2 separate regions of the Homo sapiens genome follow, and region 2 is linked to region 1. A link is a loop called in an ENCODE intact Hi-C map of the cell type or tissue named here. Cell type or tissue: dorsolateral prefrontal cortex. All regions are shown on one strand. Links, peaks and the distances in the headings refer to the core of each region. The heading gives the core; the rest is flanking DNA.

The links. A loop is a pair of places that touch in the nucleus more often than their neighbours do. Peaks named below come from ENCODE experiments on the same cell type or tissue, not always from the same donor. Only the 100,000 strongest peaks of a DNase experiment are listed, where the experiment ranks them.
Region 2: it touches region 1 in a loop (12-fold over the local background); 99 of 110 quality-filtered maps call a loop at or near these places.

The regions. Positions count from the first base shown.
Region 1 is chr18:35,225,028-35,235,134 of GRCh38, reverse strand. No RefSeq gene overlaps it. Among named protein-coding and RNA genes, the nearest start is that of ZNF397, 11 kb to the left of the region's middle. In dorsolateral prefrontal cortex, for the core only: CTCF peaks have their summits at 3,786 and 3,986 (motif pointing left); a DNase peak (open chromatin) is centred at 3,954; H3K4me3 peaks cover 395 bases; H3K27ac peaks cover 3,374 bases.
Region 2 is chr18:35,349,995-35,360,101 of GRCh38, reverse strand. No RefSeq gene overlaps it. Among named protein-coding and RNA genes, the nearest start is that of ZNF24, 11 kb to the right of the region's middle. RefSeq lists enhancers at 3,394-3,926, 4,579-5,099 and a silencer at 4,758-4,937. In dorsolateral prefrontal cortex, for the core only: CTCF peaks have their summits at 4,643 and 4,843 (motif pointing right); a DNase peak (open chromatin) is centred at 4,821; H3K4me3 peaks cover 512 bases; H3K27ac peaks cover 1,185 bases.

The DNA of each region.
Region 1 (10,107 bases), core at 725-8,724:
TGTAATTTTTTTTTTTTTTGTAGAGATGGGGTCTCACCATGTTGCCCTGGCTGTTATCGAGCTTCTGGGCTCAGCAGTCTGTCTGGCTTGGTCTCCCAAAGTGTTGGGATTACAGGTGTCAGCCACCATGCCCGGCCCATATTTACCAAATTTGTAATACCAAAAAGTATTTGACAGTGGTTTGAATTGGAGTTCATTTAATATAATTGGTGTCCTTATCTACTTCTAAGATCAAAATAGGAACAGAAACCCTGTTTTGTTTGTTTTTTAGTAAATGAATTAAAGAACACTAGTATTAAGATCAATGTAAGAGTGCTATTTAATTTAATACTGTGAAAAATAGACATTAAAGATAAAATACTATTTTCTTGGAATCTTTTGAGTATTGCAGTTTTTATCCTTTGATTTGCAGATTCTGGATATATCTCCCACTGGCTATGGTGGTTTTCTATTCTTTCTACTGTTGGTGCTCATGCATTAAGTACAGTATTAAAAAACATTAAAAACAAACATGCATTTTGGACATTGCTGTGGAGGAAATGAGATGTTCATTCTAGTGGCATTTTAGATAGCTGAAGCTTACCTCTTTAAGAGCCAGAGTTATCACATTTTTGCACATTCTAGTTATGTTGTACATTTCCATCTCTTTACAGAGTATATTGAACACTCTTAGGGCTATAATTTACTTTCACACAAAGTATGATTTTTGGAAATTATGGAAGTATGGAAATAAGGATACAAACTCACTTCTCATTTACTGTTCAACCTGAGGCAATCCACTTTCCTCTTACCATTCCACTTAAGTTGCCTCCTTGAACATAATGACATCTCAATCCTTAGCCTTCCTGCATTTTAGCATTTATCACTGCTGATAACTTGTCCATTTTTTTAGATTCTAGGGCACTATTTTTTCTCTACCTCTCCATCCACACCTTTGCCTTACAGCTGCCTCCTCTTTTCTGCTTACTTCCTTCTGAGGTCATCTTCAACACTCCTCTCTTTTCCATATATATTCCTTCTCTGGCAGTGATTTCATTCTTCCACTTATGCATAAACTGTCCCCAAATTTCTACTTCCAACCCTGACTTGTCTACCAAGCCCTAAATCTTAATATCCAATTTGTGTGAGCGTCTGTTCTGGACAATTCACCAATGCCTCGACATTCACACAGCCAAATCCAATTCGACTACCTTCCTCTATCTTAAATTTTATTATTAATCATGTTATTATTATGAATTATTAAAATAGAATAATTATCTTACTTTCTTAACTTTCCTTTTTGCCTCACACTGTCAAGACTAAGTAGAAATTTTAGGGCCAGTGTAAGGGACCAGAAAAATTGGCCATTCTTTAACTGTGGTCCTATTAAAGCATCATTTGAAATAACTCAAATTTATCTTCTTTTTCTTACTGCTGTTTCAATTCCGGTCTTCGCTGTCTTTCTTGTAATAGCTTTTCAGTCCTTGTCTCCTATCTCTCCTCTTATTCCAATGCATCTTTCAGATTGCTGCCAGAGTCTTAATATGAATTTGATTATGTAATCATGCTATTTTATAAATATTTGCTGCTTTGCCATGTCCACTGAATATAAGGTACATACCCTTGACATACCATCCAACATCTTCCTTCTTCTGACCCATACTCATGTACACCCCACATACTCAGGCACTAAAGGTGATATGCCATTTCTGTTATCCTATTCTGTCCAACTTCCTTGAATTTGCTCCGAATATTATTATTATTATTTTGAGACGGAGTCTAGCTCTGTCGTCCATGCTGGAGTGCAGTGGAGCGATCTCTGCTCACTGCAAGCTCCGCCTCCCGGGTTCACGCCGTTCTTCTGGCTCAGCATCCCGAGTAGCTGGAACTACAGGCACCTGCCACCACGCCCGGCTAATTTTTTTGTATTTTTCAGTGGAGACGGGGTTTCACCGTGTTAGCCAGGATTGTCTCGATCTCCTGACCTCATGATCCGCCCACCTCGGCCTCCCAAAGTGCTGGGATTACAGGCGTGAGCCACTGCACCGGGCCTATTATTTTTAATAATCTTTTTGCTTTTGGTTGAAATTTTCAGCATCCTTCAGGCCACATTATGTTATTTTCCTTGTGAAACCTTCCTCAGCTCCCTAGGAAGGGCTCTGCTATGATATGCTCCTCTTGACTTATTTATTTGAGACAGGGTCTCACTCTGTTGCCCAGGCTATGTGCAGTGGCCTGATCTCTGCTTACTGCAATCTCTGCCTCACCAACTCAAGCAATCCTCCCACCTCAGCCTCCAGAGTAGCTGGGACTACAGGCGTGAGACACCACACCCAGCTAATAAGTGCGCGCGCGCGCGCGCGTGTGTGTGTGTGTGTGTGTGTGTGTGTGTGTGTGTGTATTTGGTAGAAATGGGGTTTGCCGTGTTGCCCAGGCTGGTATTGAACTCCTGGGATCCAATACCAAGCTCAAGGGATCCACCCATGTCTGCCTCCCAGAGTGCTGGGATTATAGGCGTGAGCCACTGCTCCTCTTAACTTATTTATGTTAGTCTTCTCAGGACCTGGCAAAGCACTTTGAGCACACTGTTAATTTCTTTTTAAAATTAAAATTACTCATATTTAGAAATTACCCTTAAAAGGAACTTTTCATTACCATTTAGTTCTTTATTTGTAAATCTCCTTTTTGATTTCTTAGAAAACCAAAGTAATATGATGGTCATAATCACTTTGACAAACATTTAAAAAATGTCTACACTGTTTACATACAATTGAGGTACAGAAAAATTTAATAATTGGTTCAATACTCATCAACTAAGTGAACTGTATAATAGAGCTAGAGTGATGTTTCCTGATTGTACTTCTTCAGTGCTGCACTGCCATAGAGCCATCAGTGAGGACTAGCTGAGATTATGAGAGCCAACCAAGTCTTCAAGTCTCATTTGAAGTATGAGGTCATAACCTGACTCCTACTTGACACATTTCTAAGCTTAGTGGCTAATATAATTTTAAACAAGTCTCAAGTAAATTATTTGAAGTTAGACAAGTCTAGCCAATGTTTAAATAGCAACTGATTTCTCAGTATCCTAGGAAACTGCATCAAAAGTAGGGACTCAAAGACTCTTTAAATAGAGGGAATGTCAGGATCTCTTCAAGCTTCAAAATCAAGGGTACTATTAATTAACAGTTTGTGTGGGTAAGCATGACAACATAGCAGAGTAAAATTAAGAATATACACAAATGAATGCCTTTTGCTAAAGAACAAATCTAACCAAATTGAACAAAATAAAAAAGTAATTATCTTTCTAATCTAACTTGCCTACGATTTTACCATAATTTTTACTACTGTATATTAGTCTATAAAAGGACCCCATACTAGTAACATCCTACAGTTATAGTAAAATATATGATATTGAATGTCAATCTATTTCATAGGATAAATTTTTCTGTTTTTACAGAATTTACTTGTACAAAGAATGAATACATTAGCCTAAAAATCCTCACTAGTTCTTATAGTTATTTGAGTGCATTACTATTATTAGTATCTATGTTAATAATATATATAAGGCGTTAGTATTATAAACAGTAAAAAATCACATATTAATCATGTTTATTAGACTGAAAAATCATTAAGTGTGCAGGTAATAAGTGTTCCAGATTACTTAAGCATTTTTCAATATTTCATGTTCCCAAGATTCTTTTAGCTCTTTCTTCTCTCCTCTCTGGCTTGACAGGAAACTTGCTATTTTGTGTTATATTCACCTATTATTATGCATTAACAAGCAGGTGATAATTAGTGGTGGTATTGAAACTAATTGTAAAATGATTGAAACCATAAGATGACCTCTACTGCTTTAGAAGTAGTTTGACTGGAGCCAGTAAATAGATTTTTGTTTACCCTGCATTCCACAGTCCAAGAGTTCTGGTGGCAGTTCGGCGACTGTTTTTCGTCACAAAGACTGTTGCAGGATTCGAGACATTGCCCTAGAACATGCTGCCCCCTGTTGGCCATTTAAAGCAGGGCACGTTCAGAAGGATCCTAGCGGAGCCTGCAGTGTAATTTCTCATTCCCAGTAACACATAATTTCTGGACATAGAAATTTGGATTTTAAATGTCTAAAGGCTTTATCAAATATTTTAATTATAAATAAAAATTATATAACATCCTAAGGAACCAAATAATCTTGAATACTTTCTACAAAATACTTGAATATAAAGATGCTGTAAAAGAATAAATTTTATGGCCGAGTGCAGTGGCTCACTCCTGTAATCCCAGCACTTTGGTAGGCCGAGGCCGGCGGATCACCTGAGGTCAGGAGTTCGAGACCAGCCTAGCTAAGATAGTGATACCCCGTTTCTACCAAAAATACAAAAAATTAGCCGGGCGTGGTGGCGAGCACCTGTAATCCCAGCTACTCGGGAGGCTGAGGCAGGAGAATTGCTTGAACCTGGGAGATGGAGGTTGCAGTGAGCCGAGGTTGCACCATTGCACTCCAGCTTGGGCAACAAGAGCGAAACTCCATCCAAACAAAAACAAAAAACAAACAAAAAAAACCAAATTTTATTATAGCTACTTTTGAGTTATATGAACAGAGAAAGAAAATTAGCCCTGAAGAATTTGTTTACTAGAATTTTACAGTGAATCTCCTAAGGCTGAATTTCTCGTAAACTTATTTAGTCTTATAAATTCAGCATCACTTATTAAGTGATGGTGTATGTGAAAACTAAATAACTTTGGCCTAAATGAAAATGTTGGGTATTTAAAATGTCATTAATATACAAAATATTACTATGTCTTAATTTTTAAATACTTAATTAAATTCAAAAAATGTTTATTGAGCATCAATGAGCCAGGCACTGTACTAGGTTCTGTGAATACCACAGTACCAGTTGACCCTTGAACAACTTGGGGGTTAGGGGAACTCATACACCTACATATAGGTAAAAAATCTGCATATCGGCCAGACACAGTGGCTCACACCTGTAATCCCAGCACTCTGGGAGGCTGAAGTGGGGGTATTGCTTGAGTCCAGGAGCTCAGGACCAGCCTGGGCAACATAACAAAACCCCATCTCTACTAAAAATATAAAAAATTAGCCAGGCGTGGTGGCACACACCTGAGTACCAGCTACTTGGGAGGCTGAGGTAGGAGAATCACCTGAGCCTCAGAGGTTGAGGCTGCAATGAGCTGAGATCACGCCACCACACTCCAGCCTGGGTGACAGAGAGAGAACCTGTCTCAAAAAAAAAAAAAAAAGCATATAATTTTTTTTTTTTTTTTTGAGACAGAATCTCACTCTGTTGTCCAGGCTGGAGTGCAGTGGCATACCATAGCTCACTGCAGGCTTGAACTCCTGGGCTCAAATGACCCCCCTGCCTCAGCTTCTGAGTAATTGGGATTATAGGTGTGTACCACCAGGCCAGACTGACATATACATATACATTTTTTGTGGGGAGAGTGATGGGGGAGTCTTGCTAAGTTGCTCAGGCTGGTCTTGATGTCTGGCCTCAAGTGCTCCTCATGCCTTGGTGTCAGCGTCCCAAAGTGCTGGGATTACAGGCATGAACCACAGTGCCCCAGCCCACAGTCGACTCCCCCCAAACTTAACTACTGATAGCCTACTGTTGGCTGCAAGCCTTGCCCATAACATAAACAGTTGATTAACATATATTTTGTATGTTATATGATTATATACTGTATTCTTATAATAAAGTAAGCTAGAGAAAAGAAAATGTTATTAAGAAAATCATAAGGAAGAGAAATATATTTACTATCCATTAAGTGGAAGTGGATCATCATAAAGGTCTTCAACCTTCTCATCTTCATGTTGAGTAGGCCGAGGAGTAGGAGGAAGTGGAGGGGTTGGTCTTGCTGTCTCAGGGATGGCAAAGGTTGAAGAAATCCACATATAAGCAGGCCCACAGAGTTCAAAAATTGTTTTTTGTTTAAGGGTCAACTGTAAATAAAAGACACATGGACTGGGCCTCTAGAATCCATCTAGGGTAAGACAGAGACATCAAGAGTATTCTAGAACAACAAAAGTAGGTAGAGTTTAGAGTGCTTGGGAAGAATTGAGGAAGAACTCTGAACCCCAACTTAGATTATGGAAAATAAGAAACAAACCAGATGTATTAGTCCATTTTCATGCTGCTATAAAGAACTGCCCAAGACTGGATAACTGATAAAGGAAAGAGGTCTAATTGACTCCCAGTTCCGCATGGCTGGGGAGGCCTCCAGGAAACTTAAAATCATGGAGGAAAGGGAAGCAAACACATCCTTTTTCACATGATGGCAGGAAGGAGAGGTGCCAAGCAAAGAGGAAAAAGACCCTTATAAAACCATCAGATCTCATGAGAACTCACTCACTATCATGAGAACTGCATGGGGTAAACCGCCCCCATGTTTCAGTTACCTCCCACTGGAGCCCTCCCATGACATGTGGGGATTATTGGAACTACAATTCAAGATGAGATTTGGGTGGGGATATAGCTAAACCATATCACCAGATTAATGTAAATTTTTTTAATTGGTAAGCTACTTTATAGCTGACAAATACAGACTTAAATTTACATCTTCGACAATTTTTTTTTTTTTTTGAGACGGAGTCTTGCTCTGTTGCCTAGGCTGGAGTGCAGTGGCAGGATCTCGGCTCACTGCAACCTCTGCCTCCCGGGTTCAAGTGATTCTCCTGCCTCAGCCTCCTAAGTAGCTGGGACTACAAGTGTGCACTACCACGCGTAGCTAATTTTTGTATTTTTAGTAGAGATGGGGTTTCACCATGTTGGGCAGGCTGGTCTCGATCTCCTGACCTCGTGATCCACCCACCTCTGTCCCCCAAAGTGCTGAGATTACAGGCATGAGCCACCGTGCCCAGCCCCACAAAAAATTTAAACTCCAATTTTATATTGTCAGATTTCCATCTAAAGAGTATGTTTCATTGTAAAATTTCCTCTTCTCTTGAAGAGAAAACTTAACTTCAGAAAAATTGTGAATTCTTTTCATGGTTTAGATGTAAATAATTTAACTTAATAACTAAAGCTTAGACAGAAATGACTAGCAGTTATAAAAGTGTGTATGTTTATAATCTCTCTGGACTTAATAGTCAGTGTTTCAGGAATGATCATGTTTACTTTTTGTGGTCACTTACCAATATTATAATTATGCTGTCCCCCATCTTATAATTTAGGTTAATGTTTTGTAAAGACTTCTTCTCTAAATAGATTTTGTTTGTTTGTTTGTTTTGAGACAGAGTCTCACTCTGTCACCCAGGCTGGATTACAGTGGAGTGATCTTGGCTTACTGCAACCTCCACCTCCCAGGTTCAAGCGATTCTCATGCCTCAGCCTTCCGAGCAGCTGGGATTACAGGCATGTGCCATCACATCTGGCTAATTTTTGTATTTTTTGTAGAGACATGGTTCTGCCATGTTGGCCAAATTGGTCTTGAACTCCTGGCCTCAAGGGATCTGCCTTCCTTGGCCTCCCAAAGTGCTGGCAAGGCAGAAGAATAGGGTCTGGAGGCAGAGAACCTAAGGCCAATTCACACTGACTTCCTAGAAGTAAAGCAAAAGGAAAGGACCAGAGGCTATTCCCTTTGTATTGCCCCTGCTTTTCTGCCTGGCAGATGAAAAATTGAAAGTACCTCTGATTGGTCCCCTCATGCAACCAATCAGGCTGGTAGTGGGCCAAGTCTTCATTTGCATAGGAGTATAACTTTGTAACTTCACTTAAGCCTCTGATTGGTTGCTTTCCAAAACCAATCAGACGTTTGCATAGGATGTAACTCTGTAACTTCACTTCAGCCTTTGATTGGCTGCTTTCTGCAACCACTAGGACTGGTTCATTTACATAGGGTGTACATCAAGTCACCAACAGGAAATTTCTACAGGGTATTTAAGCCCCAGAAAATTATTTAACTGGGGCTCTTAAGCCCCTATGCTCAGGCCCATTCCTGCCCTGTGGAGTGTACTTTTGTTTTCAATAAATCTCTGCTTTTGTCGATTCATTCTTTCCTTGCTTTGTTTGTGCATTTTGTCCAATTCTTTGTTCAAGACGCCAAGAATCTGGACACCCTCCACCAGTAACACTGGGATTACAGGCATGAGCCAGGGCTCCTGGCCTCTAAGTCAATTTTTATTTCTGTAGGTCTATAAGTTTTGGGAATACAGTTCCCTCCTGCTTTTAAATTGTGTATTTAAAATGAAAGGAAAAGTTGCCAGTTTGGAATGAATAAAATAAATAAATAAATAAATAAACAAATAAACAAGCACACACACACAGAGTACACACATATAATGACCTGCTGGAATATTTTTCTCAAACTTTAGTTACTCCTGTAATGAACTGCAGATCTTTGATATTTTTCTACTATTCACCTGTCTACTGCAAAGCCTTTTTCTCCTCTCCTACAATTGCTTACCTTCATTGTTATCTTTTTCTTATGTTTTATGTTCCTTTAATATAGTATGGCATTGCTAGGTCTCAGAATTTTATATGGTTCAATTGTTAATACCTTTAAGATTTGCAAAAAATTATACGATGTTCATGTTTTATTTTATTTTACTTTACCATTATTAGTTTTTTAGACAAGGCCTGGCTCTGTCACCCAGAGTGTAGTGGCACAATCATGGCTCACTGCAGCTTTCGCCTTCTGGGCTCAAGGATTCTCCTGCTTCAGCCTCCCAAGTATCTGGGATTGAAGGTATGTGCCCCCACACCTGGCTAATTTTTGTATTTTTTGTAGAGTCGGAGACTTGACATGTTGCCCAGACTGGTCTTGAACTCCGGAGCTCAAGCAATCTTTCCACCTCAACTTCCCAAAGTGCTGGGATTATGGCATGAGCCACTGCGCCAAGCCCATTGTTCGTATTTTAAAGTAAATTTTAACTAATTTCTTAGACAGCTGAATGGGAAGTCATCTTTCAGCATTTTAATCCAGGGGCTTTTTGTAGTATCTTAAGTCTCCTGGTCTCCGATTAGAAGGTGTTTTCCAGAATATTTTCAGTCTAAAAAAGAATCTCTTGGGATATTTTTTAGTGGAGGTTAAAATGAATAAAATAACATTTTCTCATCTGCTTAAATGTTGTTGTAATCCAATTTTTGAACAGATAAATTTTTTAATGGTTCAAAAAATTGCAAAAGGTATAAGATGAAAAATTGTAATTACCTATTCATTTCCCACTTACCTGCCTACCCTCTGGATAGCCAGCATAATTGGTTTATTATAAGTCATTCCAGAGTTTCTTTATGTCTGCAGAAGCAATGAAAAAATACGTTTCCTTATTCTACCCCTTTTACTCAAAAGGTAGCATACTATACACCCGGTTTTCACTTTGCTTTTTAGAAAGCTAATAATATACCTAAAGATCTTTCCATATTATTTACTTAAAGAGCTTTCTCAGTTTTTTTACAATTGCCTAATATTCTATAACATATAATTTATTAAACCATAATTTATTCAATCAGCCTCCTAGTGATGAAAATTTAGGTTGTTTCCAATGTTTCACTGTTATAAGCAACGTTATAAGAAATAACCATATGCATTTCAAAAGAAGATTATTGACCTGTTATTGTGTTATATGAGTATTTTTTCCTCTTTTTTTTTTTCAGTTTTTGGATTTGTTTTTGTTTTTACCATGCAGAACTTCTTGATTTTCACATAGTGAATTTTATTATTTGTTTCTTCTATGGGTTCTTCATTTTGTGTCATGGTTAGAAAAGTCTTTCTTACTTCAAGATTATAAAAAAAATTATATTTTCTTCTAGAATTTTATTGTTATATTTTCACATCTAAATATTTGATCCATTTAGAATTTGTCCTGATGTAGAATGTGGGTGTAACATATATATTTTTCTAGGTGGCTATCTAATTATTACAATGCCATTTATTAAATAGTTCATCGTTCCCCCCATTAATTTCAGATGACAACCTTTTCATATACTAACTCCCCATATGCGCTTGACTTATTTCTTGGCTTCATGTTTTATTCTTTTCCTCTGGATTTGTCTGGCTATACATGTGCCACTTTTCCTAATTGTCTTTTGAGCTATTAAACATTAATATGGTTTTCATTTATTTTTGTTTGATGAATAACAAGGGGTTGTAAGCATCCTGTGCTTTGGAAGGCAT
Region 2 (10,107 bases), core at 849-8,848, 120 kb before region 1:
GAGACGCTTTACAGCCCTAGACCCTGAAAGGTCAAAAGGCTGTCTTATTCTCAATACACATTTTATTTTATTACCCAATCTGCTCCCGACATTAAATAAAGCTCCAAAAATTAAATTCCAGCCCTCAAACCCCACAACAGGACTTAATTAACCTCGCTTTCAAGGTGTACAATAATAGAGTAGAGGCAGCTAAGTAGCAACATATTTCTGAGTTGCAATTCCTTGCCTCCACTGTGAGACAAACCCCAGCCACATCTCCAGCACACAAGAACTCCAAATGCCTGAACCGCAGCTGCCAGGGGTTCCTCCAGAACCTCCTCCCCCAGGAGCTTGCTACGAGTGCCAGAAATCTGGCCACTGGGCCAAGGAATGCCCACAGCCCAGGATTCCTTCTAAGCCATATCCCATCTGTGCGGGACCCCAATGAAAATCCGACGTTCAACTCACCTGGCTGCCACTTCCAGAGCCCCTGGAACTCTGGCCTAAGGCTCTCTGACTGACTCCTTCCCAGATCTTCTCGGCTTAGCAGATGAAGACTGACACTACCCAATCGCCTTGGAAGCCTACAGGACCATCACAGACACTCTGGGTAACTATCACAGTGGAGGGTAAGTCCATCCCCTTCTTAATACGGAGGCAACCCACTCCACATTACCTTCTTTTCAAAGGCCTGTTTCCCTTGCCTCCATAACTGTTGTAGGTATTGACGGCCAGGCTTCTAAACCTCTTAAAACTCCCTAATTCTGGTGCCAACTTAGACAATACTCTTTTAAGCACTCCTTTTTAGTTATCCCCACCTGCCCAGTTCCCTTATTAGGCCGAGACACTTTAACTAAATTATCTGCTTCCCTGACTGTGCCTGGACTACAGCCACACCTCATTGCCACCTTTTCCCCCAGTTCAAAACCTCCTTCACATCCTCCCCTTGTATCTCCCCACCTTAACCCACAAGTATGATACCTCTACTCCCTCCTTGGTGACCGATCATGCACCCCTTACCATCCCATTAAAACCTAATCAACCTTACCCCGATGAATGCCAATATCCCATCCCACAGCACACTTTAAAAGGATTAAAGCCTGTTATCACTCACCTGTTACAGCATGGCCTTTTAAAGCCTAGAAACTCTCCTTACAATTCCCCCATTTTACCTGTCCTAGAACCAAACAAGCCTTACTGGTTAGTTCAGGATCTGCGCCTTATCAACCAAATTGTTTTGCCTATCCACCCCATGGTGCCAAACCCATATACTCTCCTATCCTCAATACCTCCCTCCACAACCCATTATTCTGTTCTGGATCTCAAACATGCTTTCTTTACTATTCCTTTGCACCCTTCATCCCAGCCTCTCTTCACTTTCACTTGCACTGACCTTGACACCCATTAGGCTCAGCAAATTACCTGCAAGAATTCACAGACAGCCCCCATTATTTCAGTCAAGCCCAAATTTCTTCCTCATCTGTTACCTATCTCGGCATAATTCTCATAAAAACACACGTGCTCTCCCTGCTGATCGTGTCCAGCTGATCTCTCAAACCCCAACACCTTCTACAAAACAACAATTCCTTTCCTTCCTAGGCATGGTTAGATACTTTCAACTTTAGATACCTGGTTTTGCCATCCTAACAAAACCACTATATAAATTCACAAAAGGAAACCTAGCTGACCCCATAGATCCTAAATCCTTTCCCCACTCCTCTTTCCGTTCCTTGAAGACAGCTTTAGAGACTGCCCCCACCTAGCTCTCCCTGACTCATCCCAACCATTTTCATTACCCACAGCCAAAGTGCAGGACTGTGCAGTCAGAATTCTTACACAAGAACCAAGACCGTGCCCTGTAGCCTTTTTATCCAAACAACTTGACCTTACTGTTTTGCCTAGCCCTCAAGTTCTGCATGCGGTGGCTGCCGCCGCCCTAATACTTTTAGAGGCCCTTAAAATCACAAACTATGCTCAATTCACTCTCTACAGTTCTCATAACTTCCAAAATCTATTTTCTTCTTCACACCTGACACATATACTTTCTGCTCCCCAGCTCCTTCAGCTGTACTCACTCTTTGTTGAGTCTCCCACAGTTACCATTTTTCCTGGCCCGGACTTCAGTCCGGCCTCCCACATTATTCCTGATGCTACACCTGACCCCCATAACTGTATCTCTCTGATCCAACTGACATTCACCCCATTTCCCCATATTTCCTTCTTTCCTGTTCCTCACCCTGATCACACTTGGTTTATTGATGGCAGTTCCACCAGGCCTAATCGCTACACACCAACAAAGGCAGGCTATGCTATAGTAAAAGCCACTAGCCCGCCTCTTAGAACCTCTCATTTCCTTTCCATCGTGGAAATCTATCCTCAAGGAAGTAACTTCTCAGTGTTCCATCTGCTATTCTACTACTTCTCAGGGATTATTCAGGCCCCCTCCCTTCCCTACACATCAAGCTCGAGGATTTGTCCCCACCCAGGACTGGCAAATTGGCTTTACTCAACATGCCCCGAGTCAGATGACTAAAATACCTCTTAGTCTAGGTAGATACTTTCACTGGATAGGTAGAGGCCTTTCCTACAGGGTCTGAGAATGCCACCGCAGTCATTTCTTCCCTTCTGTCAGACATAATTCCTCAGTTTAGCCTTCCCACCTCTATACAGTCTGATAACAGACCAACCTTTATTAGTCAAATCAGCGAAGCATTTTTTCAGGCTCTTAGTATTCAGTGAAACCTTTATATCCCTTATGGTCCTCAGTTTTCAGGAAAAGTAGAATGGACTAAAGATCTTTTAAACACACACTTCATCAAGCTCAGCCACCAACTTAAAAAGGACTGGACAATACTTTTACCACTTTTCCTTCTCAGAATTCAGGCCTGTCCTCACAATGCTGCAGGGTACAGCCCATTTGAGCTCCTGTATAGATGCTCCTTTTTATTAGGCCCCAGTCTCATCCCAGACACCAGACCAACTTGGCCTGTGCCCCAAAAAACTTGTCATCCCTACTATTTTCTGTCTAGTCATACTCTTATTCTCCGTTCTCAACTACTCATACATGCCCTGCTCTTGTTTACACTGCCGGTTTACACTGTTTCTCCAAGGCATCACAGCTGATATCTCCTGGTGCTATCCCCAAACTGCCACTCTTAACTCTTAAAGTAAATAAATAATCTTTGCTGGCAAGGCTATGCTGAACCTCTTTAGGCACTCTCTAATTAGATGTCCTAAGTCCTCCCAATTCTTAGTCCTTTAATACCTGTATTTCTCCTTCTATTATTCCGTTTAGTTTTTCAATTCATACAAAACCGTATCCAGGCCATCACCAATAATTCTACACGAAAATGTTTCTTCTAACAACCTCACAATATCACCCCTTACCACAAAATCTTCCTTCGGCTTAATCTCTCCCACTCTAGGTTCCCACGCTGCCCCTAATCCCGCTTGAAGCAGCCCTGAGAAACATCGCCCATTATCTCTCCATACCACCCCCCAAAATTTTCACCATCTCAACATTTTACTGCTATCTAGTTTTATTTTTCGTATTAATATAAGAAGACAGGAATGTCAGGCCTCTGAGCCCAAGCTAAGCCATCATATCCCCTGTGACCTGCACGTACACATCCAGATGGCCAGTTCCTGCCTTAACTGATGACATTCCACCACAAAAGAAGTGAAAATGGCCTGTTCCTGCCTTAACTGATGACATTATCTTGTGAAATTCCTTCTCCTGGCTCATCCTGGCTCAAAAGCTCCCCTACTGAGCACCTTGTGACCCCCACACCTGCCTGCCAGAGAACAAGTCCCCTTTGACTGTAATTTCCCTTTACCTACCCAAATCCTATAAAATGGCCCCACCCCTATCTCCCTTCGCTGACTCTCTTTTCGGACTCAGCCCACCTGCACCCAGGTGAAAGAAACAGCCTTGTTGCTCACACAAAGTCTGTTTGGTGGTTTCTTCACACAGATGCGCACGAAATTCCCCACTTGGCATCTCTTTGCTTATACTCAAAGGCAGCCTGAAACCCAGAAGTGCACACCGAAAATGAATAGAAAGTTCCAAGATAAGAGTTCTGTCTCTGGCCTAAGGAATTGTACACTTAAAATGGTTAAAATGATCAATTTTCATGTTACATATATTTTACCACAATGAAAAAGAAAAGTATTGGAAGAAACAAATTGAAGCTGCTTTAAAAAAAAATCCCTGCCCTAATAAAGTTTGGAGTGGGAAAGGGGGATTCTAAGGGTCAGAGAGAATGGGAAAATCCCACATACAGTATTCTTTGCTTTATTTCCCTTCTCTTCTACCCCAGTCTTCAGGGAATAGTATGGCAGTAGCATTGGCGTCAGCAGCATTGCAATGGCAGTAGTCTTTTGGAAGGCATTTAATTAAATTAATTTATTTAATGATCTATTTATTTTAGAGACAGGGCCTCACTCTGTCACCCAGGCTGTGGGAAGGCACTTTAAGCTCAGAGGGAGATGAACACTTTGTTCTGAACAGAGTTGCTTTGGTCCCAGAAGCATGGAGCAAATCCCCATTGCTTTTATTTTCTCTGTGTCCTCTGGCTGCTTGGACCAGGATGCGGAATGCAGCTGGGAGAAGTAAACAGCAGAACTAAACCAGGAAACTAAAACCCCAGCTTTCTAACTGAAGAACTGGTAAGACAGACCCCAGGGAGCCAGAAAAGTGATAAAGTTATTGCAAAGAAGATGGAGATCAAGTGAGATCCCCTAAAGTTTTGTATGAGCGCTGTCTGCTTGCCTCTAAACTGCGCATGTGTGAAGCTGACCCTAACTGGCACATCACAGGCATTGAGAACTGAGCTACAAGATAGACTACCGCTTAGGCCCCAGATTGGCCACTGGGTGGCAGACACAAAGACCCAAATTGAACTGGAAATGTGTGAAACCTGAACTGACATTGGAACTACAGCCCACACAATGCAGATCAGAACTTGCAACCTGACCCTAACTAGGGCAGTTGACTGTTAAAGAAAAACATCAACATTCTCCTTATGACTTAAATAATGCCCAGGATCTGACAGCATAATATTGAAAATGTGCAGGATACAATGCAAAATTACTAGGCACAGAAAGAACCAGGAATATCTCCACTTGCAAGAGAAAAAAAAATCAAGTGATGCCAACACCTAGATGATACAGACATTAGGGTTCACAGAAAAAACTTTAAGGCAAGTTTTATAACCATGCTTTGAAAGTAAGGGTGAATGAATGGAAGGATATATATCAGGAAAGAAATGGAAGATATAGAGAGGAAATGAATGGAAATTTTTGAAGTGAAAAATACAACAATCAAAATAAAATATTCACCTGATGGGTTCAATAGGGAAACGGAGATGACAGAGGAAATAGTGATAAATCAATAGAAATTACTGAATCTAAATGACACAGACAGTAAAAGACCGACAAACAAAAAAAGGACAGTACAAGAAAACTACAATCCAATATCCTTCACAGACGTAGGCACAAAACTCCTCAACAAAATACTAGCAAATTTAATTCAGCAATGTATAGAAAGGATAAAACATCATGACCAAGAGGGTTTATCCCAGAACTGTAAGGTTGACTCAGTACTCAAAAATCAGTGAAGCTAATTTACCATATTAATAGTCTCAACAGGAAAAACCACATGGTCATATCAATTGATGCAGGAAAAGTATTTGACAAAATTCACATCCATTTATGAAAAGAATAGAAGGAGGCTTCTTCAAACTTGTAAAGGTTATCTACTAAAAATCTAGAGTTAATATAACACTTAATTATGAAAGGCCGAATGTTTTTCTCCTTAAGACTGAGAACAAAAAAAGGGATGTCTACTCTGCACTCCTATTCAACATTGTAATTGAAGTCCTAACCAGTACAATAAGGCAAGATATGAAAATTATGCACAGCTTGGCATGGTGGTTCACACCTATAATCCCAGCACTTTGGGATGTCAAGACAGGAGGATCACTTAAGGCCAGGAATTTGAGACCAGCCTGGCAACATAGCAAGACCTCATTTCTACAAAAATTTTTAAAAAGCCAGATGTGGTAGCAACACCTGTAGTGCCAGTTACTCAGGAAGCTGAGGTGGGAGGATCACTTGAGCCCAGGAGGTTGAGGCTGCAGTAAGCCATGATCACGCCATAGTACTGCAGCCTGGGTGACAAAACGAGACCCTGTCTCTAATTTTAAAAATTAAAAAAGAAAGTTATGCAGGCTATTTATTTTAAAAATAAGTGCTCCCAATTTGCAGGTAACTTGAACATCTACCTAAAAAATCCCACTGAATCTATAAAAAACTTCCTAATAATAATAAGGGAGTATAGCAAGATTGTAAAATATAACGTTGTCTTAGTGAGTTTGGGGTCCTATAACAAAAATACCATAAGCTGAGTGGTTTAAACAACAGAAATTTATTTCTGTACAGGAAGCATGATGGTAGCATCTGTTTGGCTTCTGGGGAGGCCTCAGGAAACTTACAATCATGGTGTAAGATGAAGGGGAAGCAGGTACCTCTTACATGGCTGGAGCAGGTGCAAGAGAGAGGTGGGGAGGTGCTACACACTTTTAAATAACCAGATCCCTTGAGAACTCTATCACAAGAAAAGCACCAAGGGGGATGGTGTTAAATCATTCGTGAGAACTCACCCCCATGATCCAATCAATCACCTCCCACCAGGCCCCACCTCCAATATTGGGGAACACAATTTGACATAAGATTTGGGCAGGGACACAGAACAAAACTCTATCATTCTGCTCCTGGCCCCTCCCAAATCTCATGTCCATCTCACACTGCAAAATACAACCATGTCTTCCCAACAGTCCCCAAAGTCTTAACTCATTCCAGCATTAACTCAAAAGTCCAAAGTCTCATTTGAGACAAGGTTAGACCGTTTCACCTATAAGCCTGTAAAATAACTAGTTACAACCAAGATACAATGAAGGTATAGGCATAGGGTAAATACTCCTATTCCAAAAGGGAGAAGCCCACCAAAAGAAAGGGGCTACAGGTGCTGTGCAAGCCCCAAATCCAGCAGAGCAATCATTAAATCTTAAAGTGCCAAAATAATCTCTGTTGAATCCATGTCCCACACCCAGGGCATGCTGATGCAATGGGTAGACTCCTAAGGCCTTGGACAGCTCCACCCTGTGGCTTTGCAGGATTCAGCCCCTATAGCTGTTCTCAAGGATTGACACTGAGTGCCTGTGGCTTTTCCAAGTGCAGGGTGCAAGCTGCTGGTGGATCTGCCATTCCCCCACTAAGCAGTGCCCCAGTGGGAGTCTGTATGGGGGCTCCAATCCCACATTTCCCCTTTGCACTGCCCTAGTACAGGTTCTCCATGAGGGATCCACCCCTGCAACAAGCCTCTGCCTGGACCTCCAGGCTTTTCCATACATCCTCTGAAGTCTAGGTGGAGGCTCCAAAATCTCAACTCTTGCACTCTGCATTCCCACAGGCTTAACACCATGTGGAAGCTGCCAAGTCTTATGGCTTGCACTCTCTGGAGCAGTGGCCCAAGCTGTATCTGGGCCCCTATATGACGTGGCTGGAGTTGGAGTGGCTGGGATGCAGGGAACAGTGTCCCAACGCTGTGTAGGGCAGCAGGGCCCTGGTCCTGGCCCAGGAAACCATTCTATCCTCCTAGGCCTCCAGGCCCATGATGGGAGGGGCTACCACAAAGGTCTCTGAAATGCCTTCCAGGCCTTTTCCCCATTGTCTTGGCTATTAGCACTTGGCTCCTTTATACTTATGCAAATTTCTGCAGCCTGCTTGAATTCCTCCCATGAAAATGGGCTTTTCTTTTCTACAACATTGCCAGGCTACAAATTTTCCAAACTTCTACCCTCTGCTTCCCTTTTAAATGTAAGTTCCACTTTCAGCTAATTTATTTGCTCGTGCATATGAGCATAGGTTGTTAGAAGCAGCCAGGCCACATCATGAATGCTTTGCTGCTTAGACATCTCTTCCACCAGATACCCCAAATCATCATTCTCAAGTTCAAAATTTCACAGATCCCTAGAGCAGGGCACTATGCAGCCAGGCTCTTTGCTAAAGCATAGCAAAAGTGATCTTTACTCCATTTCCCAATAAGTTTCTCATCTTCATCTGAGACCTCCTCAGCCTGGACTTCACTATTCATATCACTGTCGGCCTTTTGGTCAACAAGTCTCTAGGAAGACTTCAACAAGCCTCTAGAAATTTCCAAACTTTCCCTCATCTTCCTGTCTTCTTCTGAGCCCTCTAATCTCTTCCAACCTCTTCCCATTACCCAGTTCCAAAGCTGCTTCCACATTTTCAGGTATCTTTATAGCAATGCCCCACTCCTCAGTACCAATTTTCAGTATTAGTCCATTCTCACATTGCTATAAATAAATACCTGAGACTGGGTAATTTATAAAGAAAAGAGATTAATTGGCTTTTGGTTCTCTAAGCTGTACAGGAAGAATGATGCTAGCATCTGTTCAACTTCTGGGGAGGCCTTGGGAAAGTTCAAATCATGGTGGAAGGCAAAGGGGAAGCTGGCACATCTTACATGGCTGGAGCAGGAGGAAGAGAGAGAAGAGGGGAGGTGCTACACGCTTTAAATTACCAGATCTCGTGAGAATTCTATCACGTGAACAGCACCAAAGGAGGATGGTGCTAAATCATTCATGAGAACTTGCCTCCATTATCCAATCACCTCCTACCAGGCCTCACCTCCAACATTGAGGAATCACAATTCAACATGAGATTTGAGCAGGGACACAGATCCAAACTATATCACCTCCTAAGGCCTCACCTCCAAATACCACCACATTGTGAATTAGGGCTTTAACATACAAAGTTCAGGGTAACACAAACACTTAGTCCATAGCAAAAGCCAATATACAAAAATCAATTACATTTATATATACTGACAATAAACACTGGAAATCAAAAAATGTTTAAATACTATTTAAAGGCCAGGTGCAGTAGCTCACGCCTATAATCCCAGCACTTTGGGAGGCTGAGGCTGGTGGATCACTTGAGGCCAGGAGTTTGAGACCAGCCTGGCTGGCATAGCGAAACCTCATCTCTATTAAATATACATACACACACAGATTAGCTGGGCGTGGTGTCACTTGCCTGTAATCCCAGCTACTCAGGAGGTTGAGGAATGAGAATCCTTGCATCCAGGAGGTGGAGGCTGCAGTGAGCTTAGATTGCACCACTGCACTCCAGCCTGGGTGACAAAGCAAGACACTGTCTCAAAAGAAAAACATTTAAAATAGCTCATAAAACACTAAGTATTTAAGAATAAATTGAACAAAGCATGGGTAGAATTTGTATACTGAAATCTACAAAATGATGATGAAGAAAATCAAAGAATATCAAAATAAATGGGGAGATGTAGAGTGTTCATGGACATCACTAAATTGAACAATAGATTTAATGTAATTCCAATAGAATTTCCAATAGAATAGGGTGTTTTTGTAAATATAGGCAAGCTGATTCTAAAAGATATATGGAATGCTAAATGGATTCAAACTACCAGATTTTTTTTTTTAAACAAACAGGGTCTTGCTCTGTCACCTAGGCTGAAGTACAGTGGCACAATCGTAGCTCACTGCAGTCTCAATCTTCTGGGTTCAAGCAGTCCTCCTGCCTTAACCTCCTTAGTAGCTGGGACTACAGGTGTGCACGACCACATCCAGATAATTTTTTCTATATTTTTGTAGAGATGGGGGTCTCTCTATGTAGACCAGGCTGATCTTGAACTCCTGGCCTCAAGTGATTCTCCCACCTTGGCCTCCCAAAGTGCTGGGATTACAGGCATAAGCCACCATGCCCAGCCCAGGTTTTTGACAATTATCATAAGGCTACAGTAATCAAGCATGTGAGATAACATGCTTGATAATATAACAGATTAGAGAATTGAGAAATATGACCAATTGATTTTTTATAAAGATGTAAAGGCAGTTCAATGGACAAAGGATGAACTTTTTATCAAATAGAACAATTGGGCATCTCCATGCAAAACAAAAACAAAAAACCCTTTAGTGTAAGATATAGTTCATGCCTTATACTAAAATTCATGCAAACTAAATCATATATTCATGTGAAATGTAAAACTGTAAAACTCTTAGAAGAAAA